Linked DNA regions of Homo sapiens: region 1 is linked to region 2. The links are chromatin loops, found by intact Hi-C in ENCODE. Cell type or tissue: GM12878. All regions are shown on one strand. Each heading gives the region's core, and the rest is flanking DNA. Links, peaks and the distances in the headings are about the cores only. Region 1 overlaps PROSER1 (proline and serine rich 1). Region 2 has its middle 77 kb from the start of STOML3.

Region 1 (16,247 bases), core at 3,340-11,339, 100 kb after region 2:
GATTACCCTTCCCAACTTACTTGCTAATGTTCAATATTTAGCCTTGTAACTGACCAAATTAGATACTGTTTGCCAATATGTTGTGTCACCTCTAAAAACAACAAAAATTTGAAGTCCTCATTAAATTTGGAGTTCTTTTCTACAATTCTGACACCAACTATATTTTATAAATATAGAAACTAATCTGGCAAATCAAATGGTGAGGCTTAAAGTTCATCAATTATATGAATTAACTAACAGCTTTTGCAAACCTTAAACACACTACTGGCCTTCACATAAAGGGGACAGAGAGGAACACAATCTTCATAATCTTCATTTTTGGGTTTCTCCAGTAACCTCTAATCCAACCTCCATGCTGCCACCTAAGTGATTTTTCTAAAGCACTCCAATACGTTTCCAAACTAACCACAGAACAAATCCCCAGGTCTTTGGCATGTTTTAAAGGTCTTTCATGATCAGGTACCTCTCTTGCTTTTCATCCTCAAACTACCATGCTCCATCCACATATATTATATTGCTATGCTATTGTCATACTTTGTGCCTTTATAAATCATGTAATTCTTACTCATTCTTTAAGACTTTAATGTCACTGATAAATCTTTCTAGACTCTCTCAGGTAGTAAGATACTCCCCTCACTTCTCGTGTTTTCTTAGCACTTGGTAGTAGAAGTATTCATAGTAGATGCTTGATTCAGATTTACCACTTTTTATGTGACTTACATCTTGGATTCTTTAGTGAATTAGGTTACTTATCCCATATAGTTGGGAAACATATACATAAAACTAGCCTCTACGAATTAGTGCAAGGATTCTAAAAACATTCACTTTTATATATACCTTTGAATGGCCAATTATGTGTGAGGCCAGGGATCTATAAGATGAATAGGATATAGCTCCTCTTTTCAAGGGGCTCATAGGATAGCAGAAATACACCTTGTTGTGGCATCACATTGTATCAAGACTACTCATTCAATAATTATTTTCTGAATGAATGGTCAACATATATAAAAAACACAATATAATCTTAAAAGAAGTTTTATGGGTATAGATTTAAGAAAAACAAATGGCAACTTCCAGCAACTGGTATCAGATTAAACTATAGCTTACATTCTGTGTTTAAAGACATAAATCTGTCTGTTCATATGTTGGTTATGACTTTTACATTAAAATATCATTTAAACGAATGAGCAATCAGTAGTATAAACAGAGTTACAACTAAATTTGGATAAAAATGTTCAATAATTAACTCTAGCACGTATACAAAATTAGAAAGCCTATCCAAGCACTTAGTAAAACACAGAATATTTGTCATATCCATAGTTTATTTTAAAAAACTGTTAAAAACTAACCATACAGGTTTATTAATATACTTAAAAAGTTTGTTCCCTATGTTGAAGTAAAATACATTAGCAACATCTTCCGGACACCATCTTTATAAAAGTAAAACTTCTAGATCCTGAAATGTACTACAGTAGAGTCTATAGTTTACACTTTTAATCACAGATTGGAATTCATTCTCCTTACTCCCCTACTTCCCACATGTGGCAGTTATTACTTCAAAATTAATGACATTCACTCATGTTATACTACCACAGATCCTTAAATAGAGTACATACTGCATAATTACTAACAGAGCCAGTCTTCTCTATTTGTTGTCACATATTTCATATAAGCATTTGACTTAAAGTACAAATAGAAATACTACATCCCATAATTGTAAACATTCACCAGGAGCTTCCATAGTACAGTAAGTAACAGAGGTGGCCCAAGAGTCAGTCAAGTGTTCTTCACTCACTGGATACTGCTGAGATTAGGAAAACTGTTTTGAAGGCAAATTATCCTAAGTCTTACTTGTATTTCTATAAGGATGCAGTTCTGGATATATACTTTCAGTTGAAAACACCTGAAAGTCATTCTATAGTCTACATTAAGCACCACTTTCACTTACCTGAAATATTTTGAGTTAAATTCAGCAGTATGTACGGTTGTTAATATCAGAAATTAAGAATAACTGTGGGTCTCAAGTTCCCTTTTGTGGATACATACAGAGTACTGAGTTCCCACTGATGCTAATAGGAACCGCTCATGCATACCAAGGGTAGTAACTCCCCCAGGGCCACATGCAACCCCCAAGTCTGAGGCACAACTATTACTTCTGCCAGTGGATGCTATACAAGCATATTTAAGGCTGTATTCGGCTATAAAGAGTTCAACCTACTCTTTAATATTCTTTCTATGTAGATCACATACACAATTCAAAATTTTATAGGACAGGTGAAAAGTCTCCAAACACTTTTTAAATACCATTCTCCATACAATTTATTGTCAGCATATTTACATAGGGGAGTGTTCACACTTTAAAATGCAACCACAATTTTCAAATTGTTGTCACAATTTCTCCAGGATTACCCTCATTCTCATTTTCCGACTTTTGGCCAGCTTCACATTTGTCAGATTGTTCATTGCAGTTCTCAGGCAATTCTGATGTTGCTCTGAAGGAGAATAAAAGTTAAAAGTATTCACTGCCACCCACTCTGGGACAGGCTTGGTTGCAAAGAAAATGGTGTTCCTGGCGCTGAAGGATAACTAGGAAACCCATCAGGCTGAGCTGGATAGCTTTCCAGAGCCGAAGCTGAATGGACCTGATGGAAAGAAGAGCGTGTGGTTTAGCAGAGTGCCAAGTTCATTCAAGCCTGCGCTTGCTTCTACCCATGCCACACAGAGATATTCAGAATAGGAAAGAAAGACAAGACAAAACTCTGAGGCACAATAAAGTCTGCTCAGTCACTTAAAATTTTTAAGAAAATGTTCAAATTTCTTCAGGTGAAGGAGATGCATAGAACTGTCATTAAAATATTTAATATTCTCTCAAAAGTCAATAGGTTTTCTACAGATAATGTGCTTTAACGGTCAATCATTAAGCTTGAATTACAGAAGACAAGTTAACATTTAACTGTCATGAATAGATTCTTAAATTTTATCAAGTGAAATCTATAAGCAGGAAGGAAAAACAATTCATACAGATAACTATATCCTACCACCTCTGTTACTCTCCTGAAAGAAGACAAGCAAAATTTGCAAATTTGGAGAGAAGTAATCATCATCAAATCTCTATGCATTCTGCTAAGAGCCATTTTTTGCCAATGTTGGGATATCGCAAATGATACTGCAATGTTATCACTACAGAAGTTAGTTATACATGTTACCATGTAATTTATGCCAGCCATTGCTGCTTACCTGCTGTAACAATGCTGACTGCGCAGCCGCATTATGCTGTAATTCTTGCAAGGATGATTGTGAAGGATTCTGAGGAAACCCAGGGATACCCGGGAGGGACAAAAGGCCTGGAAAAACAGAACTGCCTGCAGCTTGAAGTCCAGATGATAAACTAAAACAATTGACAGAAAAACAAGTTAACTGCAGACAAGACATAAAAGCTACTGTTTCCATATTTGTCAAATACAATCTTAAAATGTTAAAAACAAAACAAAAACCTTAGAATTTATTCCTCTGTTGGAAGGACCATAAAAATCAGCCATTCCCTGATATGAATCTTTCTACTGTGAAGTATATTATTCGAAATTCAGTAAGTCTGTTTTGCATATAATCCTTTCTGCTGTCTTATAAATAAAACTATCAAATACAAATCCAAACATTGTATCAACAGGCATTAATATTTTATACATTTATCTTAACATGGTTCATAAAACATTTCAGAGTGCTAAAGTTTTCACCCAGAAAAACATCATTTAGATTTTGACATTCATTTTGATGACTTGAAATGAAATGTGAACTACAAGTTAGGTGAAGAATAATTTTATCCTATTTCCAAACTATCCACATACCCGGCTTGTGCAACAAGAGCGGAGTTGAAATTGGAACTGAATGCTGAGGCGAATCCTGGGAGGACTGGAGCTGGGGATGGGGCTGTGGCAGCCACAGGTAGTGGTGTGACAGCTGCGACTGTAGAGGGCGCCTGCAGCCCCGGGAATGAGGGAAGAGCAGGGGTAACGCTTGGGGTATTAGAGACAGAAAAGCCTGGATAGGAGGGATTTGAAGATGACAGAGGTCCTTGAGTAACAGAGAAAAGTGAGGGAACAGCAGTGGACAGGTTGAGGGGGAAAGGTGCTGCTGAGACTGGTGCTGAAGCAGAAAGCCCTGAGAGAACAGCTGCCGTTGAGCTAGGATGAGGGAGAGATGTGGAGGTGGCAGCGGTAGATGAGGTGGCTATTAATGACCCTGGGAGAGATACTGACGGATTAAGAGATGGGTTGCCAGTTAAAGGAAAATTGTTGGTCAAAGAAGTAAAAGAAGGAAGAGCAGTGAATACTGGTGCAATGGGAGTGGAGGAACCATGTGGTGGAAGGGAAATAGAGGAAAGAGGATTTGAACCATTTAAAGGAGTACTCAAGCTGGAGAGACCTGACAATGCAGGATTAAGGCAAGCAGATAAACTGATGGGCACGGATGTTGAAGTATATGCACGGCCCAATGTCCCTGACAAACCTAAAGTGCCATGAGAGGGATTCCCAGAATGAGATGGACCTTTGAAGGCCGAGGGAGTAGGACTTGTGGGCTCAGTTTTGATCATAACAGGAAGAGTTGTTGCAGCAGGGGTAGATGAAATATGCAGATCTGAGGTACCTGGGTGGGGGCCACGCAAAAGGGAGGCTGAGGAGCCACAGCTAACTGGCACTGACGTGGAAGCTGATGCAGCAGTGGCTAAAGGAGACTGTACAGGCAATGTCAGGGGAGTGGAAGTTGAGTTAGCCACGGGAGACGGCAGGCCTGGGAACAGGGCCAACCCTGGAGTGGAAGTCCTCTGTGGGGTAGGGATGGCTGATGGGGCATAGCACTTGTTAGGGGCTGAAGCAGAAGAGTCAGAGTTCTGAAGAGTAAGAGAAGATAGTGAAGCCAGCCCACTTGTGACAGCAGAGGATAAAGCAGAGGAGTTGATTAAATTGGTGTCATTGGATGTCAGAAAACCTTTTAACGCAGACAAAAGAGGACTGTTCACACCAAGTGGACCGGCAACGCTGGGAGTAGAGCCACCAGCAATTACAGGAGTCGGGTTGGATAGGCCTTGGGATGTTGGTGGTAAGGGCAAAGGGAGCCCTGCAAAAACTGATGACAATGAAGCAGAATTTGGGTTGCTGGTAGAAGCAGCAGAAGAGCTGGTGGAAAAGGGGAGGCTAGTGAAAGGTGCAGAAGTAGAAGCAAATGCTTCACTGGAACCAAGAGTGGACCGTGGTGTAGGTCCTGGGGTAGGAGTGGCTGCGGTAGGAGTGGCAGAAGGACCTGGCAGTGACACTAGGCCAGAAAAAATGGAAGGAACAGGAGTGGTGGTTGTACTGTGGATGGATGTAACAGGTGCAGTGGGCAATGAAGGGGTTCTGATAACTGTTGGGTTTGGTATTGATGGCTGAGGTGTGTGAACGGCTGAGGAGACCTGCCCTGGGAACACAGGAAGGACAGTATTCAGCAGGTTCATTCCAGAAACGGTGGCAGCTGCTGATGCTGATGGATGATTAATTGCCTTGACTGGGGATGCAGTAGGAACAGGAGTTGCAGCAGGTGTTGAAGGATTAGAACCATGAGGAGAAAAGAGTTGACTTGCTGGGGTGGAAAATGCTATATGGAAGGGGGAAAAAAGGCAAGAATGTATCATCATGCTGAAACGTCAAATTTTGAATTAAAAAGCATAACCATTTTTGTAATATTTAACAAATACCAAATAAAAAATGACAAGTATAACAGGCTCTTGTAATATCTAAATTGCTGGGTTCCATTTCTCAGATCTTTACTCTGGAGCCAGTCAGATCCAGTTTTCGTCTAGACTCTGCTCAAAATAGCCCTCCAAATCACAGGAAGTTTTGAGAAGCTTGCGAAGTGTCCTTTCATGTTTTTCCGCTTTTTAAAAATTAAAGCATTTATTTTAATTGTGATTAGTGCTGCTGCACTGACTTTACCTCTAATTCTTTCAATCTACTTATCTAGAGTCAGTCAGTCCCCCTCATAGGAGCTTTCAGAACATGGCTTCCCTTGCAGGGCCATACAAGGCTTTCCAGGATTCATGCCCAGCTCTCCAGTATTGTTTGTTGCCACTCTGTGAGTTGAATTTAATATTCCAGATTGTTCATCTGTACAGTTGCCCCGCCCCACCCCCATACATTTGCTCATACTGACCGCTCTACACTACATTAACCCCTAACCCTTACCTGGCAACTCCTTTAGGGGCAAAAGCTGTGTCTAATTCATCTTTATAGTCTTAGTACCTAGCACAGAACACAGCACCTGCATAGTTAATGAGCGTCTGCTGGGCTGGATATATCATAATTACCTCAAACTACAGTTCCCAAACCCACTCAAGGACTATTCCCAACACTATTTCTAGAGTTTGCTATTTTTATTCTGATAAACTCTACAAATAATAAGCATTTTGGGGGATGATGTGGGCTCCCCTCTGAATGTATTCAATGGCTATCCCCACCTGTGATAATCTTGGTGTCAAGGGATATCATGACTTAGGTAGCTAATGTCATAAACACAACTATCATCTGATACTGTACTCACATCAAATTCTGTTTCAGTTGTAGAGAATGTTCCTGTTGCAGTGATAACCAACTGAGAAATATTTTCATGGACTAACACATTTTACAATTTATGTATAATTAAGATTCTTTTGACATAAGCAAGCTGACACGGTCAACGAATACACTATGCTACTCATAGATGGGAAGGGACAATAGGAAGAAAATGGAGGTAAACAACACATACATAATTCATTTGCACTATGTGAAGGCCAAGGGGTGTCACATTGGGCTGAACAAATTTTGTAGTTGTTTTAGAAAAAAAAAATGATTGGAAAATTGACAGTCATATTTAAGTACATAAACTGAAACTCAAAAGTCCTTAAGTCTTGACCGTATTAATGTTGTAAGCAGTGATTTGGTTTCAATAAGACTAGCTATCATTTTAAACTTACAGTACCTATAAAAATGGATTTGTACGTTTTTTGTACTTAATTTCTTTTATAAGAACTAAAAGGATAAGGAATATATACCTAATCTTATGTTTGTAAATAATGTACCAAAAAGGTATTTAAGTCCATAGGTGTTGGGTATCATTTGAGAAATCACTATCTTATTTATTAAACTATATGCTGAAGACCATGTAGCTAATGACAAATCTGAAGGTAAAACCAAGCTATCCTAGAGTATTATTTATAGCAGCCTCTGTTGGATCTTTTTATTTAATAAAGCAAAAGCTATGCATTATTAATCATAGCACTTGCAGGTAAAAATGAAACGAACAAAAATAAAAAAAATCCCAACCACATACCATAATAAACAGCACTTTCCAGTCATCTAATTTGGTTATTAACCATAAAACATGATCTGTCAAGCCCTGTGCTAAGTTAGGCCCATCATTTCACTTGTCCTCACAATAACTCTCTGAGATAGAAACTAACACCCTCATTTGACAGATGGGCAATCTGAGGCTTGCTATGACTAAGCAACTGGATAAAAGATCATGCAGCTACTACATGGTGGAGCCAAGACTTGAGCCTGGGTCTTTCAGACTCATGTCTTTAACTGCTATACTAGTTTGTCTTAATTTGTTTCTTAATACAGTTCCAAAAGGAAAAAATAAAATCTTAATCATGCTAACATCGTACAACATAGGAAAACAATATGCTATTCCTGCCAATGGTACTTACAACAACTAACCTGATTACTCCCTTCAAAAACATTTGAACATAAAATAATAAAGATGAACATAAAAGCTGAAATTTCCTCAATCTCCTTTTCACTGGAGTTAAATTACCTGTTCAAGGTCACAAAACTAGGTGATGCCAGAGGCAGGATAAGAAACTGGATGTCCTGACATTTCACTTAGTGTTCTTTACACCCCACTATGCTACCTCCTTTAGAAACTACCAGCTGAGAAGCACCTGCTAGGCACTGTTCTCAGGGAATGGAATTCTCCCACTGAGACTCCTAACTATGTACTACAATGGTCAGGCTATTGTGCTACTTTGCTAAACAAGAACTGATGTAGTTTTGTCTCATACAAGAAAGCCTCTCCTTCCTGACCACACAGATCATCACCTAGGGGAAAAATACAACGTCGCAGCACTGCTGCCATCTGGAGGCACTATGTAGGACACACTTCATTTTCATTTTTCAATTCCATTTTCTGCTTTGGTGCCCCTTGTTCTTTCCTACATTAAGATATGCTTAATAATACTTATTGAAATAATGAACTCTAAAAATAGAATCTGACTAGCATTTGTCAAAAAGGATTTTTATCATCCCATGTGTTTATATCAAAAAACAAATGAGGTTTCCAGTATCACAGAATGTAAAGTGAATGTGAATGCAAAGCTACGCAGTACTTACATTACACTGCAAGTTTTGCAAATTGTATAAAAGTCCTAAGATTAATTTTAAATTCAGTTAACACGTGCATTTCATGTTATGTATATAATATGTAACACTAGTAAACCACTTTTAACAAGTATGAATTATATTCTTTAACCAGAAACTTTTCCTAAAACATAACCATTCCAAATATACTCAAATTATTCTCAGTGAATAACAGAGCAAACCATGACAGATATCCGTTATCTCTGGATCAAATTTGCTACTTACTTTGATTCTGTATAGGTTTTGACGGATTCGAAAGGTCTTCATTCTCTATATAAAAATAAATAAAAGTTCATTTTAAACTTTAATCAAATATTTGCCACCATAATAAACAGATATTTGGATAAAAAGAAAAACACAGGATATAAATATTTATGGACTATGTTAGGAAAAAAATGTACACATATGGGAAAATAAATAAAAATAGTAGTAACTCTACTATTATTACTACTAATACTTTACTACTCTATCTGAAGAGCAAGAGGATTACCAGAAACTGAGTGAGTGCTCTTTTATCCCCTAGCATCTCTACCTTAGCTTGTCAAGTTTTAAATACACACTGTTAATTTTACATATATACTATATTCAAGAACACTTTCTGGAAAGATGCTGGCCTGAGGGTGCCATCCAGGAGAAAGTGTACCCTGCAGCTGTAGTGCAGAGAGGACCACTATCATTGGCTGACCTGACAGACAGCTCCTCTGAGTACCAGTGCCTACAGGAGTGGGAAGACTGAGAAGCGAGGTGGCAGCTGGATGAATAAGTGTAGAATTCGCTGCCATTCACTGTGGATTGTCCAAGCCAACAGAAAGAAACTGTCCTGCCCATTTGCTGTACTCAGCTTGGGAAAGGCCCTATATTAGGAATTACCATGGAGAACTAGCCTAGTTGAGGCTAACTTGAAGCCTGTGAGACTGACAACCCAAAGCACACTCCTCAAGGGAAAGGATCTATCCAAACAGCCCATCAGCCAAGGATACAAAGGGAGAAAAATTTAACCTCTTATGGCTTGACAATAACTGCCCAAGAAACCAATACTGTGACAGGCATACAGTGTAAAGGAAACCTCCACGCCCTGGTATAGTGAGCAAAGAAAAACCACAGCTTGTTTGAGGAATTCACGAGCTTGACTGAGGTGACAAAAAATAACCACCAGAACAATGGAGATTTAATTAAAGAAAAAGGACTTTTAAAACCCGACACACACACACACACACACACACACACACACACACACACACACTACTGGGAAATAAGCAGAGAAGACTTTTACATATAAAAATCTGATTCCAAATTAATAAATGGAAAGAATAATAAAGATTAGAAATAAAATGACTAAAAGTTAAACTATGGTTGGAAACAAGAAACAAATATCACTTAGAATGCCAAAAAAAAATTTTTAATGGAAAAGATGTCATAAATGAATGGGTTAATAGGCTTAGAAAGCAAATACAGAAAATGTAAAATAAGAGTAGCAGGAGGAGGGGAAAAAAAGCAGAGGAAAATGCAACAATTAAAAGAATAACGAAAACAAAATTTTCCTAAGCTTTAAAGACTTGAGTTTTCACATCAAAAGAACTTACAGAATGCCAGAAAAGATTAATGACAAGATACACACCTAAACATACTGGTAAAATTTCTGAAATCCAAAGATAAAAAAAATTCTTTGTAAGCTTACAGAAAGAGACCAAGTTCCCAATAAAGAAAATTATCTGGAATTAAATTTCCCATCCACAACTCTATACATGTGTCCTTTCTGAAGTAATTTCTTACACGTCATTTTCTACCAAAAGAAAATTATAACAGGCACATCAAGACAAAGAATCAAACAAACAGAAGAAACAGTAACAAGTCATGATCAAAGGCAATTTTAAAGAAATTAAATATCAGAAGCAAAAATGTCTAGTATCCCAACAAAACATACAAATTGATTTTAAAAAGGAGAGGTCGGGCGCAGTGGCTCACACCTATAATCCCAGAACTTTGGGAGGCCGAGGTAGGCAGATCGCCTGAGGTCAGGAGTTCGAGACCAGCCTGACTAATGTGGAGAAACCCTGTCTCTACTAAAAATACAAAAAAAAAAAAAAAGAAAAATTAGCCAGGCATGGTGGTATGCCTGTAATCCCAGCTATTTGGGAGGCTGAGGCAGGAGAATTGCTTGAACCTGGGAGGCGGAGGTTGTGGTGAGCCGACATTGCGCCACTGCACTTTAGCCTGGGCAACAAGAGCAAAACTCTGTCTCAAAAAAAAAAAAAAAAAAAAAAAAGGGAGAGAATATGGAAGTAAAATGATATATAGAATAGTTTTAAGTTTTTGTATACTGACAACCATTAAGAATAAGAAGGTAATCATTGGCGATATTAGAGAAAATTTCTAAGTTTGGGTGGGGTCAAGGAGAGAACAGTTGTTAAAAAAACAAAATGGCAATTTGACCAATACAATTTAGCAAAAGGTAAGAAAAACAAAACTGGAATAGAAGAATAATGAAAATAAAAATAAAATGGAAGGACTAAGAACAAATGTGTAATTTTTATTATTAATAAAAATTCCTATTAAAAGTCTAACAGGTTTAAAAATAAAAATTCAGCTATACACAATTTACAAACCAAGCCAATCTACCAAATAAAATCATAGGGGAAAAAAGTTTAAAATAAAGGTACAGGCAAAATATTTTTTATGAAATAAAAATAAAGTCAGGACAATATTATTACTGAATAAGGCCTAGGAAATAAAGAAATATTTTATAGTAAGACTATAACTCAGCTGATATTATTTTATATCTATCTAGAAAACTCAAGAGACTTAAAAAAAAAAAAAAACTAGAGAGGGTAATTAGTAATAAGCACCTAGAAATGAAACATTCTATTTATAATTGCAACCAAAAATATCTCTAAATTCTATAGACAGATTTAAGGAACAGAATCTGCATGTAGAAAACTACAGTATCTTCTTGAAAGGAATAAAATAAACCCTGGGGAAGAAAACACTACCAGCTTGACGTGATATAAAGATATATACACATAACTGAATGGTAAGACTTACTATCATAAAAATGTCAGTTCTTCTGAAATTACTATATAGCTCTCTCTCTGTACACACACACACACACCCCTGTTGTTTTAAGTTGCAGAAAATGATCTTAAGGTTCAGATGGAAGATTTCTAACGATAATAAAAATACAAAAATATATAAGGGGGAGCCTGCCTTATGAAACATTAGAACACACTACAAATCTGGTAGTAAAATTAGTATATAATAATAAAATAACTACAGTGGAATTTTAATAAAGAACACATCAAACTCATGAGTAAAACAAACAACAACTGATATAAATAAAAATTAATTTTTTGTTAAAAAACACAAACAAAAATGTAAGCTAAATTAGTCTACCAGACTGGCAAAGTTAAAAAAATGAAAATCTTCCATGTTGAAAGGGTGTGAAGAAACTGTAGCCTCATATACTCTTATGGACAGGTTTAAACTGGTATAGGGTTTTTGGAGAATAGTTTGACAACATATGGGAAACCATTCATTGTTCATATCCCATGTTACCAAAAGACCCACTGAAAAAGGTTGGCCTGGCAAGTGTTGGGGTGTTTTAGTCCTTCTCACTGCTTTTTTATGAGCCCTTCCTCTCCATGGTAGGCATAATTTACTCAAATGGTGGCATTCATTAAGTCAATGATACTTCTCCATAGCACGTCAAAGTTTTACCACTCATGAGAAATAGTTCTTTTTCCCATAACTAGCCTGTGTTTACATATGTGACCCAAGGCCACTTGAATGGAGTCTTTTATGTCATTAGCAAAGTAAATGGGGAGACAATCATGCCAACTGGCCGTGGAACTTAGGCTACAGTGGGCTGAATTCCAGCTCCTGCCCTACCTCTGACAGGCACGGGATACCCAATTCACCCCCTCCCCAAGTAATTACTCTTCTAATCTGCATGTGATAAACTGCCTTTGTGCAGAGTATTCTTTGCTATCCCGCTGTCAACTCCATACACAGTCATCCATCAATTTCAGTTTCTGACAGTTCCTTTGCTGAGTCAGAAAGGTGCCTACCCTAGTGTCCAAAGATTCTTAATAAAAGTTTAGAGGCAGAAAGTCCCCCAGCTCTCTTCAATCTGGCACTTAATAAAGATCCTTGAAAAAAAAGTTGATACTTTGATCTCTCTTGGGTTCTCTGTGCACAAATTCTAGCATTTCCCAAAGTTGCTTAAAGAACCACCAGTAGGTCATTAAAAAAAATAAAAATACCAGGCACCCCCTATCACAATACACTGAATAGAATCTCTACAAGTGGGGAACTAAAGGTATTTTTTTAAAAGTGCTCCAGGTAGTTTCAGGCTACAGAGAAACCACCTCACTGTTGCTTTGTCATTCCTCATATTTGATTATCAGTCTGTTTTCACCTGTTTCTTCCTTAACTTAATTCAATTAAATGGCAGCTTCATTATTGGGTCAACAACCTTTAACAGTATATTATGCAAGCAGCTCACGTTTAATTTAGTGGGGCTGATTTGGATGCCTCTCCTATGAGTTTCCATAGCACCCTAACCCTATCACAGCACTGATCATTCCAACGCATCTCTTTGAATCTAAGATGCCACTTGCTATAAATCACATTCTAATTTCAGAGAAATTAAACTATAAAAAATGTGCAATTGAGAACCAATAATGTAGAATATATTGAAATGGCCTTCTCTTTCCTCATCTGTATTTTTTCACTAGACTAAACTCTTTGCAAACATGACTCTTTGTGCACCTCTGTATCCACAGCACACAACACATGATAGGGTCACCTAATATTCATTAAACATGTTACTGAACAGATGCTATTAAAATGTTAGCCTATATTACAAATAGAGAAAGTGAAGTCCATCAAGACTATGAAAACTGTCCCACATTACCAAGGATTCACTTCCAGATCCTTCAGACTCTTGAGCTTGTGTTCCCTCTGTTAGAATACGTCATGCCAAACAACTGTCCGTTCCAAGTGTACATTTGTATATGAATAAGTTACTTAAACACCCCCAAATAACATTTTACCTGTTCCTACAGGATTAGGAGTATATGGAGGTGGAGGTGGAGCTATGACATTCGCTAATGGTACCAGACCTGCATTGTTATAAGCACCTAAAATAAAAACACAATAGAAAAAAATATACCTTAGGACTGTTCTGTGACTGGTATTGTTCTGTGACTAGGAGTTCAAACTATATTAATGCAGCTATTCAATTTATTATAAAAACTCCTATTTAATACAGTTGATTTTATATGGAGGTTTATGTCTAGAGTTAAGTGAAAACTGACACCAAATGAAACAACCAGAGATTCCTATTTCCCACTGCATGCTCATTGCAGGGATAAGTTCAGTGAATGGCATGGCAGGCAGAACCTGCTATACTTACATTATTTGTCTTTTCTGCCAAACGCATATACTTGACTTTTTGAAGTTAAATGCATGAATGATGCCTCTGAACTACCAACTACCAAAAAAAGGAATTCAAGATGATTTACCAAAGTGAAAACCCATAAATAATGAATGACTAAAAATAATCTAATTAATTTATCATAAAGAAAATATCCTAAATAAACTATCTGCTGCAGTGTTGTAGGCCAGGACACTACTAGCTAACTATGGGCATAATTAAGCTCACAGTAGCATTTCATAAGTGCTACAGATTTGCCAACCACATAGACCAGCATTTACTTTCAATTTAATAAATAAACAGCAAAAAAGAAAAACAAGTAAAAAATAAGGGAACTCCTTACTTGGTGCAATAGTTGCATGTGGTCGGCATGGAGGTATCGGATAAGGAACAGGTTTATGTGGATTATATGTTGAAGGAGGCTAAAACATGGGGGAAAATACAGCAGTTAGAAGAAAATCAAGTAAGCTGTCTCCTGGCAACTTGTCTTTCAAAATATTTAGTCCTAATATGCTAAAAATGTCCCCGCATATCATACTACTGGACTACATGGGACAACAAATGAGGGAAATTTCTTTGCTTTAATAAATGTGGTTGCTATTAAATTCCAAATGCAGATCTTGCCAAAGATGGCCATAGAGGTGGCCAGAGATTTTTAAAATCATCTCCAATAAGGGGTTAGATCTCATTGTAAACAGCAAACTCCTCCCAGGCCCAGCCTAAGTTAAACCAAGAATTCCTGTTTCCTCCTACATAACAAAGACAAGAAACCTTCTAGGTTTTACAATCTCAAATTACGCAAGAACTCCCAATGGCAACATCCTCCTAAACTGATAGGAATTCATCCTCTCATTCCCACCCTCTTTCCTCCTTTTAGAAGAAAAAAGCACTGTTTGCGTTAGCATTTGGCATTCTGACAACTCCAGTAGAACATAGACTGGAATCAGGAATTCAGTATGTTAGTTGTTCTGCCTTTTGAAATCCATAAATCCACCAATACTTATTTTACAGTTGATGGAGCTTACCTAAGTAACAAAAAGCATTCAAAGCACTGGTCTTTAGAAAACTGGAAGTATCTGAAGCTAAGCCAGATGCTGTACTTTTTACCTACAGAGAGAGCATGTGCATGCCTGTGAGGCAGGGGAAAGGACCCACTGGTGGTAAGGGAGCCAGATTCTTTCCAGCTCCCATAATTGTGGCCCTATCTGAAGTCTTGTGCAAGAACCATGATCTGTTACTATTCTGCCATAAACAACTCCACTGGAGTTCTTGTCATGTGGACAGGCAGGTTTTGCAAGGTGGTTGTATGCAGGCCTCTAGTACTTCAACTCCAAAGATCCTTCAACCCATGGGGTTGTCTTCTCCTGTCCTGTTTACATTGCAATCATTATAATCACTATCTTGTAAATACTTTCAACCTGTGACTTCACTGTGGTTTCACTAACACTAATTCAGCTAAACTACAAACTTAGTTAAAACAAGCTCTCCACACTCCGTATCTCCAACTGAGCAGCTGAATGCATCTCGAGAAAAAAACTGAAAGCAATTTCACTGATTCTACTTTAAAATAAAAAGCTCAATCTCAAAGGGGCTCTTACTACTGTTAAATATTTATGTTTCCCTCATCCATTCACTCTCTCACTCTCCTACAATTTCTAGAATACTTCAAACTTTGCAACACAAAAATAAAATTTATGCTTTGAGTAAAAAGGAAACTTTATGTAGGAAGGAGTTTGGGCTTGTTTCATCATTTTCTAAACATACTGGTTTGGATGGCCCAAGAATTCGTGCAGCTATTCCTTTGCCTTCGTTAGTACATTCTTCACCATCTTTTTTCAAAGGAGTTCCCTATTAAAAAAAAAAAAAAAAGGTAATTGAAACTTAAAAAAAAAACCCTCAAACCAGTAACAATAACCAACCTCACTGTATTACACTGAAGAAAAGGACTTGGTAAGAGTGTAAAGACTTGCATTCCCATTTCAGTTCTGCACTGGCTGGCGGCATGACCCTGATAAGGTCCTCAATCCTCCTATGCTATGGAACTCTCATATCACATGCAAAGGTACTCAGAAGTGAACATGAAAAACACAGAGAGGATGACAGGAAAATATAAGGTATCCACAGGGACTGGTTCTAGGACCTCCCCCATAAATACCAAAATACATGGATGCTCAAGTCTCTTATATAAAACAGCATAGTATTTGCATATAACCTGAACATATCCACCCATATACTTTAAATAATCTCTAGATTACTTATAATACCGAATACAATGTGGATGCCGTGTAAATAGTTGTTATGCTGCATTGTTTTACTGTATTATTGCTTTTTTTCGGAATACAGTATGTTCTGATTTTTCTTCTTCACAAATAGGAGCAATCAGA
Region 2 (16,247 bases), core at 5,383-13,382:
TCTCACCTTACAGAATCCTCCTCTCTTGATCGTGACTGCCTCTGGCTATTAGAATTTTGCCAATGTAATTAAGGTCCAAAATTAGTTAATCTATGAGTTAATCAAAAGGAAGATTATCCTGAGTGAACCTGATTAACCAGATTTAAGCCCTGAGGTGACAGGCTTTTCTTGCTGGCTTGATGAGGAATTGTTGAGGAATTCCACATGGCCAAGAACTGTAACCAGCTTCTAGGAACTTTAGGCAACCTCTAGGACTTTAGGATAGTCAGCCAAGGATTAGCAGATGGCTGAGGACCTCAGTCATTCCATCACAAGGAAATACATTTTGTCAACAAACTGAATAAACTTGGAAGCAGATTCTCCTGCAGTCAAGCCTCCAAATGAAAATGCAGCCCAGCTGACACCTTGGTTACAACCTTGTAAGATTCTGAGGAAAAGATCAAGTGAAAACCTGCCTGGACTCCTGACCTACCAAAGCTGTGAGATAATAAATGTTTGTTGTTTAAAGATGCTATGTTTGTGGCAATCTGTTATGCAACAAAAGAAAATGAACACAGTAATAAATGATATCTACCATGAAAACAAAAGGCCACCATCTCCATACTTACTGAAAAATATTATTTTCCCATTGCCATTTCAACAAGATATGAGTGCCTACCATCTCTATATTTATTTAACAGTATTCTTACAGTAGAAAAAAAGAAACAAAAGCTCTAGGAATTAGAAAGGATACAAGACTTACTATTTACAGATAATATGTCTGTGTATATAGAAAATCCAAAAGAATCTATAGCTAAAATATTCAAATAAGAAAAAATATAACTAAGTGTAGCAATATAGCTAAACTATTCAAGATCAATATACAAAATATCAATTTTATTTCTATAAGCAAGAAACAAACAGAAAATAAATTAAAGATAAAATTTGTAATAGGATCAAATGTATCAAATATTTAGGGATCTAAAATACATATGCAAGACCTCTATAAGAAATTTTTTAAACGTTGAGAGTTAATAAGATAGACTACTAAAATATTAATAGTTTGGGGAAATTCAATATAGTCTTTTCTCTCTAAATTATGTATTCAATTCAATTCCAATCAAAATCCTTGCTTTGTAAAGCTTTACATTTTGATTATAAAAAGTATATGAAGTTTTTTCCTCCTTTCTCTTCCTGAACATTTCAGCTCACAAGGGTGGGGACAAAACAGGGAGTTGTGTTGATCCAGAGTGAAGGATTGGGGCCTGAATGAAATGAGAAGGGCTCTAGTGGCGCCATGTCACCCTGCACAGTGCTGGAGGTCAATTGAGATCATTGTTGTAAGGTGGGCAAAAGAAATGAGGTATGAAAGACTGAACAATATCAGGAGGCACCCACACACAGATGGAGCATGTGTCTTCAGCACCTAAGGGAGGTGAGGATGGGTCATCTGCATAAGAGGGCAGCCTGGCACAGGGTGTCTGAGGAAGGATCAGGTGAAGATGGCATCCACTTGGGAGGAAAAATGGCAGAGGCAACCAATGAAAGGTAGAAGAGTCCCAAGTGGGAGTGAAGAGTGCATCTGCATGGGAGCAGGGACACAAAAGATTGGTTACACACTCGGGGTTAAACAAATAACTAAATACAGCAAGTCCTGGAATAATGCCGTTTTGTTATAACATTGACGAGAAAAAGAAATCATAGCCAAAGCCACTGTGTGTATGGAGTTTACATGGTTTCCCCAAGTCTGCGTGAGTTTTTCTCCAGGTTCTCTGGTTTCCTCCCACATCCCAAATCTGGGCACATTAGGTTAACCGATGTGTCTAAATGGTCCCAGTCTGAGTGAATCTGGGTGTGTGTGAGTGTGCCATGCAATAGCGTGTCCAGAGCCGGTTCCCACTTGGGCCCCTGAGCTGCTGGATAGGTTCCAGTCATCTGCCACCCTGAACTGGATAAGCATGTTGGACAAGGAACAAATACATGAATGCAAATTACTGTAAAATAAAAATTTGTAAAGTTTATGATAATCATACAAATGCTGCAATACACAATGATGTCGTACAAAAGTGCTCCATGAGCCTGCCATATTTGTGATTGGTTTTAACTGTATGGAGGTAGGAGGTGATCCTTACAAATTGCACTTTGCCAACATTCATTTCTTGATTTCACCCACCACCACTACAACTGCCATCATTCGCTGATTCACCAAACAATGGGTAAATAATATCTTATTACTCTTTCTTCCTTATATGTATGTGAAGCTAACATTTATTTTAATGTTCAATATTACAAGTGGTTTTGGTCTTTATTTACATTTGGTGATGTTTTTGTGGCCAGAAATATGTCATAGGCACAGATCTCTTGCTTATATCAATTAGCCTATGGTAAAATTAATTTTGTTTCACATCTTCACTTAAAGTCAGTCAGTTCCCAAGAAGACCTATTGATCATGTTAAGTGAGGACTTACTCTGTACTAAGGATGAAGGGAGTCAAGCTGTGTCAGAAAAGGGAATTACAAATATAGTTGACCCTTGAACAACACGGTTTGAACTGTATGGGTCTACTTATAAGCAGCTTTTTATTTCAATAAATAGACTGAAATTTTTTTGGAGATTTGTGACCATTTGAAACAGCTTATAGATGAATCTGCATGGCCTAGAAATAAATTAAGAAAAAGGTATGTCATGAATGCACAAAAAATATAGGTAGATACTCATCTATTTTATCATTACTACCATAAAATATATGCAATCTATTATAAAAAGTTAAAATTTATCAAAATTTATGCACATACAGCACATGGCACCATTCACAGCTGAGAGAAATGTAAACAAATATAAAGAGGCAGCATTAAATCATAACTGCATAAAATTAACTATAATACACACTGTACTACTGGAATGATTTCATAGCCACCTGTTGCTTCTGCAGTGAGCTGAAGTGTTGCAGGTATTCCCTTAAAATGCCTTGTGATGCTAATCATCTCTGCAGAAGCAGTTCATCTATCCAGGAAATTGTATTTCACAGTAAAAAGTGATGACTTACGGCTCTTGCATATTTTTCATTTTGTTTTGTTTTGTTTTGTTTTTGAGACAGAGTTTTGCTCTTGTTAACTAAGCTGGGGTGCAACGGCATGATCTCTGCTAACTGCAACCTCTACCTCCCGGGTTCAAGTGATTCTCTTGCTTCAGCCTCCCCAGTAGTGGGGATTACAGGCACCCACCACCACACCTGGCTAATTTTTTGTATTTTTAGTAGAGACGGGGTTTCACCATGTTGGCCAGGTGGGTCTCGAACTCCTGACCTCAAGTGATCTGCCCGCCTCAGCCTCCAAAAGTGCTGGGGTTACAGGCGTGAGCCACCACGCTTGGCCTTTTTCATTGTTTTTAATGCAATACTGTGAAACTTAAATAACACCATGGAACCCATACAAAGTGCCACCATTGATGCTGGAAGTGCTCCCAAGAAGTGGAGAAGTCATGACACTGTATTAAAAAGTCTGACATTGTCAAAGTAGAACATTTCTGAAAAGAAAACTATGCTTTCTTAAAATTAACAAATTATAAACCATTGAAGAAAATAAAACATGGATCCATATTGATACAAGTAAATGAATAAATTGAGGGTTTTAGGAGGAAGAGAGATATTTACATAGTCTCAAATTACCTCCCCACAGGATACTAAGTAACAGGACAAATCAAAATTGTAGGTCACATGATAAGATGCAATGAGACAATTACAGGATCACTTCTGTACAGGATATACTTGACCAAAGATGTAAAATCTCTTTGTTCCCCATACCTCAGCCTGACACAATATACCCATGTAACAAAGCTACACATGTACTCCCTGGAACTAAAGCTGAATTTTTAAAAAAGTATGATGTAAATTTAATCACAATGAAACACCAGAAACACCCAATTGACGAACATTCTACATTACTGGACTTTACTCTTTGAAAGATTCAAGGTTATAAGGTCAAGGGAAAACAGGAGCTGCTCCAGACAGAGTCTAAGAGACACAAGAACTAAATGCAATCCATGGTGGGTCTGAATGGATTATATAATTTTTCTTAAAATCGGCACATATTCTCACGATGCTTTTCAAACTAGATCTTGATTTAGATGTAACTCATCAGTAGATTCTACATAGAAGACTCAGATTCAAATTCAGCAGCACCTGGAAAGAAAATGAAAGAATGATGCTCCTTACCTAAAATATTTCATAGTTAACTAAGTGTAAGTCAGTAAAAGAGAGTTGAGAACTTTATCTGTTTTAATAAGAAGGAAAAATATGTACGTATGACCATGATACAAAATTACTGTTTAATATTAAATATAATCTGCCCATAGTTGTGCATTGAACTGTCATTGTGGTTAAGTATCAGAGCTTTTGGTTTTTTCACTCTTCATTCCTGTATTCAGCAACCATGTGACAATAAGCAGTGGAGTTACAAGATGAAGATGAACAGTTCACTTCTCAAAAATCGTATGATACAACCTGAAAAAACAAACAGGCAATTTCTTTACAGAATCATAGATACCATGACAGGTATAAAACAGGACACTATTGGAACACACAGAAGGGACACCTATCCCAGTTTTGTGTCAATATTGCAGGCTTTTTGGTGGAGGCAATATGTAGGTTGATATCTGAAGGACAAGGAAAAGATGTGGCACATAGAGGGAAGAAGCAAATGCAAAGAGATTAGAAAGAGCACTGTGGAATTCTATATAGTCCAGTTTGGCTGAATGCTAGAGCAAAGGGGTAGAGTAGGGTATGTGGCAAGAGACAAGGCTGAATAACTTGACAAGAACCAAACTGATGTAGGTGTTTTTATTGCATTCCAAGCAACTTAGAGCATTTCCTGAGTGCAAAAGTAAACCAATCACAAAATAAATAATTGGAGATTTTAAACATCACCTGTCAAGTAACTGTTTTTGAACTCTAATTGTTTGGCTAAGTATTACTAGATGACTCTGGTCTTTTGGACTTAAATTACTACCATGTCTTTGAGAAGCTGATGATGACTTTGTTTCTTGAGTGCAGTTTCAGTGTGCTAGCTGACAGTTCCCTAGGGATGGCAGAAATGAAGACGGTTTAGAGCCAGAACAAAAGAGATAGTTAGGTTCCTTGAGATTTTTTTAAAGCTATGGAACATGATGAATTAATGAAGCATAAGTATATTCTCCATTATGAGTATTTATGTGTTTCTGTCTTTTATGAAATGTATATAGGAAAAAAAACTTACTGTAATACAAACAGTGGAGAGGAAAGCCACTTGCTATTTATAGTTTATTTCAGGAATCAATTAATTAATCTAAATTTAATTAATTAATTTTGGCAACATACGTTCTTCTACTTCTCTAGTTATATTTTCTATCAACTCTTGCTGCATCTGAAATAAGCCAAATATTCATAATGTTTAAGTTAAACAGAGAAATTATCATGAAAATGATAGATCACTTATAAAATATGATCTTTCATACTTTTAGAGACAAGACCTAACTTGAGGATTGCGTAAATAGAAAAATTAACTACATAAACAAAATAAAAATCCTACTTATTTTAAGTTTAGATAAAAGAGAATATATATGTGTAATGCTCTTGACATTAGTCTAATAAAAAGTGCAATTAATATTAGTCTATGGAATATACATCTTTCAGAAGGGCAACGTTTTCTTTTACTAGTTACAAAGGTTACACAATTCAAGTCATATTTTGCAACAAACGCATTATTTTCTAATTCTTAGCAAAACTCTGACCTTTATAAGAGTTCAATCAGTTTTTTCACTTTGGTAGAATTCTCCTTAAAATACACTTTCCATTTTCCTCTTTTGGAAAATTAAAATTTTAAATACATTCCATGTTATTAACTTTTCGGGACAGAATTTTAAATATGTACCTGAAGAAAGTGGTACTGTCACATAATATGTGAAAATTCTACTGGCAAAATATTAAGTAGAAATATTATTCTATCTGCATTGCAACTAATTTTTTTACATATGAATAAAAAATCTTCCTTTCCATATGGGAAACAAAGATTTTTAAAATTTACTTGAAAAAAGAATATAGATTAAAACCAGTTTACAAACTTGGTTTCTTTGTTTCATGACCTTCTAGAATTAGAAACAAAGAAAACAATATACAGCCTTTTAATTGTAACTTTTATGCTTTTCAAAAAGTAGTAGCATTTTTTGAAACATCTAATTAACTGTAGTTCTCTACTTAATTATGAAATTGTGTGGGGATACTTCAAACTATATTGCAAGTGTTCCCATCTAGAATGTTTTTATTTAAATCTTTTGTGCAAAAGGTGTTCTCTCACTAAATGCCCAGAAAAGGTTCTAAAATTCTTTACTAAACATAATATTTTTGGTGACAATGACAATATGATATACAATGCCTTTACAAGTTTTTTGACCAATAGCTTTTGCAATATTTTAAGAGATAGTTTTCCATAATCTTTCTGTGATCATAACATTATAGACAGGCCTTATAAAACTAGTGACATGACAATAGAATTATGAGAAAAATTTTATAAAAGTGATAACTCAATATCAGATAAAGGGAGAAGGCTTTATTGAAAGAAATTTACTTTATCATTAATGAACACTATGTAAAATGTACATTTTTACGTGACTTGAATTAAAAAACTCTTAAAGTAACATTGTTATCTTTCCCCCAAAAGTTCTTCTTATACTTCCTATCTGTAATAGATTGTATTAATTTCTTTATACCCCATTCACAAATACATTCATAGTACATAAATTTTACTAGATAAAAATGAAGTACCTTTCTCATCAGCTTGCTTGTTTTTATGCTAAAGAAATAACTCTCTAGATAAAGAATATTTTTTGTATAACAAATTTAAGTAGAGGACTTTTTTTCTCTTTTGGTAGAAGTAGTTGCCCAACCTTGGGATGGCCTCCTCCTACATACATTTTTTTTAGCCTTTCACTGACCCTTGAACACTTTACCAGTTGCTGAGGGCAACTGCCTTTGGGTAAGAAACACCAGATCAGATATAAAAGCTCAGAGGGTAAAGAAACAGACTCAGAACACGGGAGATGCTCTGAGAGGGGCACCCGAAAACACTGGAAAATGATCTTGAGTGTTAATGACTCCAGTGTTGTCCTGGCTGTTGGGAGGCTGCGGTGGTTTTACCCATATTCACAAGGGGGAAATGAAAACTATTAAATAACTTTTTTTTTTTTTTCTGAGACAGAGTTTTGTTCTTGTTGCCCAGGCTAGAGGGCAATGGTGCAATCTCGGCTCACTGCAACCTCTGCCTCCTGGGTTCAAGCAATTCTCCTGCCTCAGCCTCCCGAGTAGCTAGGATTACAGGTGCTCGCCACTGCGACCAGCTAATTTTTGTATTTTTAGCAGGGACGGGGTTTGTCCACGTTGGCCAAGCTGGTCTCAAACTCCTGACCTCAGTTGATCCATCCTCCTCGGCCTCCTAAAGTGCTGGGATTACAGGCGTGAGCCACCACACCCGGCCTAAATGACTTTTTAAAATTCCCTTTTATTTTATTCTTGCTTTCCCATTAAATCACACATTTTCCTCACATTTCTATGAATAGAAATTCAGAACTTTTATCCCTGGAATTTTTACTGAGTGACTTAATACAGTACCTGGCACAGATTATGGAAAGGAAAAGGAGAGAAAAATGTCTTGGTGACATTAATCATTGTCCTGTTTGGTTAGAAAAGGGTGCCATTAATGGCTTTTGAAGTGTGTAGAATAATAGCCTAGCAGAAAATAAATATTGCCAGAGGAAATAGAAAAGCTTAATAAACTGCTAATTTTTATGTTATGCATAATACTAAATCAAAAGTTCCGTTAGTTCTGTATGGAGTGAAATACTTAAATATTTTAAATAAAAACGCTCCTGCTTTCTCCATGGCCTGTTTATTCAGCTTGAGATTATGTTTCAGTTGGTGGAGGTAGCTTGAAGTCCAACATTAATAAGGAAAGCACAACCGCAACTTTGTTTATACTTTTTTATTTAAAAAAAAAGTAAATAGGCCAGGCGCAGTGGCTCATGCCTCTAATCCCAGCACACTGGGAGGCCAAGGCAGGTGAATCACCTGAGGTCAGGAGTTCGAGACCAGCTTGACCAACATGGAGAAACCCCACCTCTACTGAAAATACAAAATTAGCCAGGTGTGGTGGTGGCATATGCCTGTAATCCCAGCTATTCGGGAGGCTGGGGCAGGAGAATCACTTGAACCCAGGAGGTGGATGTTGCAGTGAGCTGAGATCGCACCATTGCACTCCAGCCTGGGCAACAAGAGTGAAACTCTATCTCAAAAAAAATTAAATTAAACTAAATTAAATAGAACAAAGCCAGGAAATCATGTTGCCAGAGGGCTCAGGAGGGTCTCCAGATACCTGTGAGACCGCAGCCCCACCTGGCGTCCAGATTCTTGACACCATCACTACGAAGAATTCAGGGACAAAGGCTCAAGAAGCTTTTATTGCAAAGTGAAAGTACACACAGGAGAAGAGGACAGATGTGTCCGTGACAATGAGTCATGCACAACAGAATTTGGGGTTTCTGATTTTACGGGTGTTCAATTGAAAGGTGGAATCATCATTAGATATTCTGAAAAAGGAGGGGATATCAGGGACCTCTGCTAACCACCCCCTTTCTCCCTTGTTTGGGTTTCCTCAGAAGAGTCATGGACATGCCACCTTGACCGGGATTTTGGCCATTTTCTCTCTCTTAGTTTTATTGCCCTAAATTCTAGCCATACCAATGGCTTTCAGTGCTCCAAATACATCCCTCCATGCCTGGGTACTTTAGCCATGCTTTCCCCAGTCAGTGATGGTGGGCTAGGCACCTTCCAAGGCAAATGCTCACATACTCTCAGGACCTACCTCTAACACTTCCAGGGCCATGACTCAGAGGTTCCTCCAGAAGCCATGTAGATTACTCCCCAATTCCCCTTACTCCATGCATCTCGTACATCTCTATTCAATGCCATACCATACTGAATTAGAATTGCCTGTTTTAAGAGTGTTTCACAGGCACTCTTGTAGATGCATTTCAAAACTCTGAAAAGTGACTGATACGGAGCTGGTCTTGACTCAATAAATCCCTCAATCTTTTCTCCCGGTCCCATCACCTTGCCTACGTTTTTCTCTTGCCTGAGCCTTAACAGGTAGCACTCACTGTCTTCTGGGATGGCTCTGCTTATAAGATTCTTGAGGATGCCATTCAGAAATACTTGTATTTAAAGAGTATGTGAGATGATGAATTTGCTTAACTGTAATAATCATTTCACTATGTATAAATATGTCAATATATCATGTTGTGCTTCTTAAATTTATACAATTAATAAACTAAAACTTTTTTTAAAAGCCAAAACTAATTGTGTTTAGGAAACCAATTTAGAGATTTTAAAAATTAGCCCTCAAAGACATTTTCAAGCATGTTCTTTCACCACCCTTGTACAATTCACTCATTACCTGGGAAAAATTAAGCATTTGGCACTGAGGAATAATTCAGAGCAACAATTCTAGGGGAAAACGAGAGAGCTGAGTTGGTGATCAAAAAGAACTCAAGCCAACTTTAAAGGCAATTAGCTCCTAGCATTGCAACCACGGCATCAGAGGTGGGGCCTGCCCTCTGTCTTGCACTCATCCCCTTCAGGCTGAGCAAGGTGTTATTTTTAACTAGTTTGTGAATTATAATTCCCTTCACCCTTATGTTAATCATTACCTATTTCACAGGGATGCCCTTATGTAATGAAAAAACCATACAGGATAGTTTGTCTCATGGCGCCCTCTAGTGATAATACAAAGATCACAAACAAAGAAAGTTAATTCACCCAGTGCCAGAATGTGCCAAGAGTAATAGTACTTTTCTTTTCTTTTCTTTTTTTTTTTTGTTTTTGTTTTTGTTTTTTTGGAGACGGAGTCTGGCTTTGTCGGCCAGGCTGGAGTGCAGTGGCGCGATCTCGGCTCATTGCAACCTCCGCCTCCCGGGTTCAAGCGATTCTCCTGCCTCAGCCTCCAGAGTAACTGGGACTGCAGGAGCACGCCGCCATGGCTAATTTTTTTGTATTTTTAGTAGAGACGGGGTTTCGCCGTGTTGCCCAGACTGGTCTCGAACTCCTGAGCTCAGGCAATCCGCCCGCCTCGGCCTCCCAAAGTAGTAGGATTACAGGCGTGAGCCACCGGACCCGGCCGTACTTGACTTTTGAAAAATAAAACTTTCTTTACTCACAGATTACATTATTGAACAACTAGAAAATCCTATCAACAACAAGAACAATACAAACTTCTGGAACTAATAAGTGAGTTTGGCAAGGTCTCAAAATACAAGGTTAATATGCAAAAGTCCATTTCTTTCATATATATCAGTAAAGAGCAATTAGAATTTGAAATTTTAAAAAATACAATTTACAACAGCATCAAAAATAATGAAATACAATTATACATCTAACAAAGTATGTACAGGATATATATGTGAAAAAACTACAAAACACGTATGAAAGGCAACAAAGAATATTTAAATAAATGGAGAGAGAGTACATGTTTATATATTGGAAGAAAACATTTTTTAATAATTTCAACTTGTATTTTAGATTCAGGGGGTACATGTGCAGGTTTGTTACATGGCTATATTGCTTGATGCTGAGGTTTGGAATGTGATTGATTCCATCACCCAGGTACTGAGCAAAGCACTCAAGAGTTAGTTTTCCACACACTGACTCCCTCTTTCCCTCTCCCATTTAATAGTCCCATCATTTATTGTTGCCACATTTACAGCCATGAGTACCCAATGTTTAGCTCCACTTATAAGTAAGAACATGCAGTATTTAGTTTTCTGTTAATTTTATGTTAATTCGCTTAAGATAATGGCATCCAGCTGCATCCATGTTGCTGCAAAGAATATGATCTCATTCTTGTTCATGGCCATAGTGTATATGTACCACATTTTCTTTATTCAGTCGACCGTGGATGGGCACCTAGGTTTATTCCATGTCTTTGCTATTGTGAAAAGTGCTGTGATGAACATACGAGTGCATAGGTCTTTCTGGAAGAATGATTTATTTTCTTTTGTATATATACCCAGCATTGGAATTGCCGGGTTGAACGGTGGTTCTAAGTTTTTTGAGAAATCTCCAAACGGCTTTCCATGGTATCTGAACTAATTTATATTCCCACCAGCAGTGTATAAGCATTCCCTTTTCTCTGCAGCCTTGCCAGCATCTGTCATTTTTTATTTTTGTTTTGTTGTTGTTGTTGTTGTTGTTGAGACGGAAGCTCGCTCTGCTCTGTCGCCCAGGAAGGAGTGCAGCGGCGTGATCTTGGCTCACTGCAACCTCCGCCTCCTAGGTTCCAGTGATTCTCCTGCCTCAGCCTCCCGAGTAGCTGGGAGTACAGGTGTGTGCCACCACGCCCAGCTAACTTTTTGTATTTTTAGTACAGACGGGGTTTCACCGTGTTAGCCAGCATGGTCTCGATCTCCTGATCTCGTGATCTGCCCGCCTGGGCCTCCCAAAGTGCTGGGATAACAGGTGTGAGTCACCACGCCCGGCCCTTTTTTTTTATTTTTAGTGATAGCCATTCTGGCTGGTGTGAGATGGTATCTCATCGTGGTTTTGATTTGCATTTCTCTGATGATTAGTGAGGTTGAGTATTTTTTTTTTTTCGTATGTTTGTTGGCCACTTCTATGTCTTTCTTGAGAAGTGTCTGTGCCCACTTTTTAATGGGGTCATTTTGTCTTTTGCTTGTTGAATTGTTTAGGCTCCTTATAGATTCTGGATATTAGACCTTTTTCAGATGCATAGTTTGCAAATATTTTCTCTCATTCTGTAGGTCATCTGTTTACATTGTTGATAGTTTCTTTGCTGTGCAGAAGCTCCAGTTTAATTGGGTTCCACTTGTCAATTTTTGTTTCTGTTGCAAGTGCTTTTGAGAACTCCAAATTCTTTCCCAAGGCCAATATACAGAATGGTATTTCCTAGGTTTTCTCCTAAGACTCTTATAGTTTGAAGTGTTACATTTAAATCCTTAATCCATCCTGAGTTAATTTTGTTTTTTTTTTTGAGATGGAGTTTCGCTCTTTCGCCCATGCTAGAGTGCAGTGTGGCATGATCTCAGCTCACTGCAACCTCCGCCTTCTGGTTTCAAGAAATTCTCCTGTCTCAGCCTCCTGAGTAGCTGGGATTACAGGTGCTTGCCACCACACCTGGTTAATTTTTGTATTTTTTTTAGTAGAGATGGGGTTTCACCATGTTGGCCAAGCTGGTCTCAAACTCCTGACCTCGTGATCCGCCCGCCTCGGCCTCTCAAAGTGCTGGGATTACAGATGTGAGCCACCGCGCCTGGCCTTGAGTTAACTTTTGTATATGGTAAAAGGTAGGGAGGGTCCAGTTTCAATCTTCTGCATACGGCTAGCCGGTTATCCCAGCACCATTTATTGAATAGGAAGTCCTTTCCCCATTGTTTATTTTTGTCTAATTTTTTGTAGATCAGATGGGTATAGGTGTGCAGATTTCTTTCTGGAGTCTCTGTTTTGTTCCATTGGTCTATGTGTCTATTTTTGTGCCAGTTCCATGTTGTTTTGGTTACTGTAGCCTGACAGTATATAGCATAAAGTTTAGTATAAAGTCAGGTCGTGTGATGCCTTAAGCTTTGTTCTTTTTGCTTAGAACTTCTTGGGCTATTTGGGCTCTTTCTTGGTTCCATATGAGGATTAGAATAGTTTTTTCTAATTCTGTGAAAAATGGCATTGGTAGTTTGATAGGAATAGTATTGCATCTGTAAATTGCTTTGGGCAGTGTGGCCATTTTAACAATAGTGATTCTTCCAATCCATGAGCATGGAATGCTTTTCCATTTATTTGTGTCATCTCTGATTTCTTTCAGCAGTGTTTTGTAGTTCTCTTAGTAGAGATTCTTCACTTCCTTACTTAGATGTATTCCTAAGTACTTTTTTATGGCTATTGTAAGTGAGATTGCATTCTTGATTTGGCTCTGAGTTTGAATGTTACTGGTATATATCAATGCTACTAATTTTTGTGCATTGATTTTGTATCCTGAAACTCTGCTGAAATTGAAATTATTTGCCAGTTCTGGGAGCCTTTTGGCAGAGTCTTTAGGGTTCTCTAGGTATAGAATCATATCATCAGTAAAGAGAGAGAGTTTGACTTCCTCTTTTCCTATTTGGATGCATTTTATTTCTTTCTCTTGCCTGATTGCTCCAACTTGGACTTATAGTACTATGTAGAATAGGAGTGGTGAGAGAGGACATCCTTGTATTACTCTAAAAGGAATGCTTCCAGCTTTTGCCCATTCAGCATGATGTTGGCAAATAAATTTGTCATAGATTGCTCTTATTAGTTTGAGGTTTGTTCCTTTGATGTCTAGATTGTTGAGGATTTTTATCATGAAGGGATGCTTGATTTTATCAAAAGCTTTGTCCACATCTATGGATATAATCATGTGGTTTATGGTTTTAATTCTGTTTATATGGTGAATCACATTTATTGATTTGCATTTGTTGAGCCAACCTTGCATCTCAGGAATAAAGTCTACTTAATCACAGTGAAATAACTTTTTGATGTGCTGCTGGATTCAGTAGTATTTGGTTGAGGACTTTTGCATCTATGTTCACCAGAGATATTGACCTGTAGTTTTCTTTTCTCGCTATGTCTTTGCCAGGTTTTGGTATCATGTTGACACTGTCTTTATAGAATGAGTTAGGGAGGAGTCCCACCTCCTTGATTTTTTTGGATTAGGTTCAGCAGAATTGGCACCGGCTCTTCTTTGTACAACTGGTAGAATTCAGCTGTGAATCCATCAGGTTTGAGGCTGTTTTCATGGGGGCTTTTTAAGGTTTTCTATTGCTGATTCAATTTTGGAACTCAATATTGGTCTGTTCAGGGTTTCAATTTCTTCCTGATTCAATCTTGGGAGGTTGTAGGTTTCCAGGAATTTACCCATTCCCTCTAGATATTTTAGTTCGTGTGCACAGAGGTCTTCATAATAGTTTCTGAGGATCTTTTGTATTCCTGTGGGATTGGTTGTAATGTCATCTTTGTCATTTCTGATTGTGCTGATTTGGATCTTCTTTTATCTTTGCTCATCTAGCTGGTTGTCTATTGATTTTGTATCCTTTCAAAGACCCAACTTTTGGTTTCATTAATTATTTGTATGGATTTTTGGGTCTCCATTTGCATTCAGTTCTGCTCTAATTTTATTTCTTTCTTTTCTTCTGCTAGCTTTGGGGTTAGTTTGTTCTTATTTTCCTAGTTCCTCTAAGTGTGATGTTATATTGTTAATTTGAGATCTTTCTAACTTTTTGATGTAGGTGTTTAGTGCTGCAGACTTTCCTCTTAATACTCCTTTTCCTGCATCCCAGTGATTTTGGTATGTTGTATCTTTGTTATAATTTACTTCATATAATGTTTTTTATTTCTACTTAATTTTATTGTTTACCCAAAAGTCATTCGGGAGCAAGTTTTTTCATTTTCATATAATTGTGTAGTTTTGAGAGCTCATCCTGGTACTAATTTCTATTTTTATTCCATTGTGGTCTGAGAGTGTGGTTGGTATGATATGGATTTTTTCTAATTTCTTGAGACTTGCTTTACGAGCAAACATGTGTTTGATCTTAGAGAATGTTTTGTGTGCAGAAACAAAAAATATATATTCTGTAGTTGATGAATTGAGTATTCTGTAGATGTCTATTATGTTCAGTTTATCAGGTATCCAATTTTGGTCCAGAATTTCTTTGTTGGTTTCCTGCCTCGATGATCTAATACTCTCTGTTAGTGGGGTGTTGAAGTTCTCCACTATTTATTGTGTGGTTGTACAAGTCTTTTTGTAGGTCTAGAAGTTCTCATTTTATGAATGTGGGTGCTCCAGTGTTGGGTGCATATATATTTCGAATAGTTAAGTCTTCTTGTTGAATTAAACCCTTTATCATTATGTAATGCCCTTCTTTGTCCTTTCTTACTGTTGTTGGTTTAAAGTCTGCTTTACCAAAGAATCACAACCCCTGCCTTTTTGGTGTTCTGTTTGCATAATAGCTCTTTCACCAACCCTTTACTTCAAGCCTATAGGTGTCATTATATGTGAGATGGGTCTCTTGAAGGCAACAAACAGACGGGTCTTGATTTTTTTTCATCCAGTTTGCTACTCTGTACCTTTTAAGTGAGGGCATTTATACTGTTGACATTAAAGGTTAATATTGGTTTCTGAGGTTTTGATCCTATGGCGAAGCTGATAGCTGGTTGCTTTGTCATTTCTATTGCATGGTTATTTTATGCGGTCTGTGAGCTATGTAACTTGTGTGTTTTTGTGTTAGCACACAAAACACATGCTCCACAACAATCTCTGCAAAGGAAGGGTGGGATGGCTCAGCTTACTGGTCCTGGCAAGCAGGTGCTCTGACTGCCTGGAGATATGCCTGGGCATGAAGTAGAGAGGGCCTTGCTGTACCACAATCTCTGTACAGGAAAGGTGTGACAATTCAGGCTGCTGAACCAGGTGAATGGATTCTCTGAATGCCTGGAGAGATTTGCCTGGGCTTGAACCAGGGAGGACTCCTCTCGCACCAGGATCTCTGCACAAAAAGGATGGGGTGGCTTAGGCTATTGCTCCAGGAAAGTGGGTGCTCCAAATGCCTAGAGTTCAGCCTGGGGGGTGGAGCAAAGAGGGACCCACTGTACAACATCTCAGAGGAACAGGTTGGGGCACCCAGCAATGGCACATGCAGACCAGTTCCAGGTCACCAAGCTGGCCCTGGCTGCAAGTCTCATTGAACAGGAGAAACTGCAGAACCCTCTTCATCCCAAACCCAGGCATATCACCAGGCGGCTCTCTTCCTATCCCAGACCTGTGATGGAGGAAAATACAATTCCAGTGCCTACTACTGAGGTGCTTTCCACAATTACCCCAGTGTGGAAACCCCTACCCTTCTCCAGAGCAAGCATGAGAATCTCTGGCCCAGACGAAAATGCCTGAACAGCCATACTGCCAGGTTCCCAAAGAATGTCTGACCCTGTACTCACCCAGATTAAAAATGGTGTCCTGCTCTTGGTCCTGGATCTGGGAAAATATCTGCAGTTTTCCTTGTGTTTCCCTCCCAGCATCTCCAAGCCTCCCCTCAAGTTAGCTGCAGAGTTTGGGAGAAACAAAATGCTCTCCCTTGGCCTGGGTTGCTCAGATCCCCAGTGGAAAGACGAGTCACAGACAGAAGCTCTTTGCCTCTCTCAGGTACTGGAGCTTCGCTCACTTTTA

The links. Peaks named below come from ENCODE experiments on the same cell type or tissue, not always from the same donor. Only the 100,000 strongest peaks of a DNase experiment are listed, where the experiment ranks them.
Region 1: it touches region 2 in a loop (2.9-fold over the local background); 5 of 110 quality-filtered maps call a loop at or near these places.

The regions. Positions count from the first base shown.
Region 1 is chr13:39,008,846-39,025,092 of GRCh38, forward strand. It overlaps PROSER1 (proline and serine rich 1), which reads right to left. Exons shown (of 13, transcript NM_025138.5): 7 at 15,628-15,711; 8 at 14,207-14,285; 9 at 13,481-13,567; 10 at 8,655-8,699; 11 at 3,846-5,631; 12 at 3,238-3,388; 13 at 1,020-2,642. The coding sequence ends at 2,520. Among named protein-coding and RNA genes, the nearest start is that of PROSER1, 21 kb to the right of the region's middle. RefSeq lists a silencer at 12,267-12,561. In GM12878, for the core only: a CTCF peak has its summit at 8,130 (motif pointing left); a DNase peak (open chromatin) is centred at 7,465; H3K27ac peaks cover 313 bases.
Region 2 is chr13:38,905,853-38,922,099 of GRCh38, forward strand. It overlaps the pseudogene ANKRD26P2. Among named protein-coding and RNA genes, the nearest start is that of STOML3, 77 kb to the right of the region's middle. RefSeq lists an enhancer at 15,104-16,247. In GM12878, for the core only: a CTCF peak has its summit at 9,759 (motif pointing left); no DNase peak of the experiment used is centred there.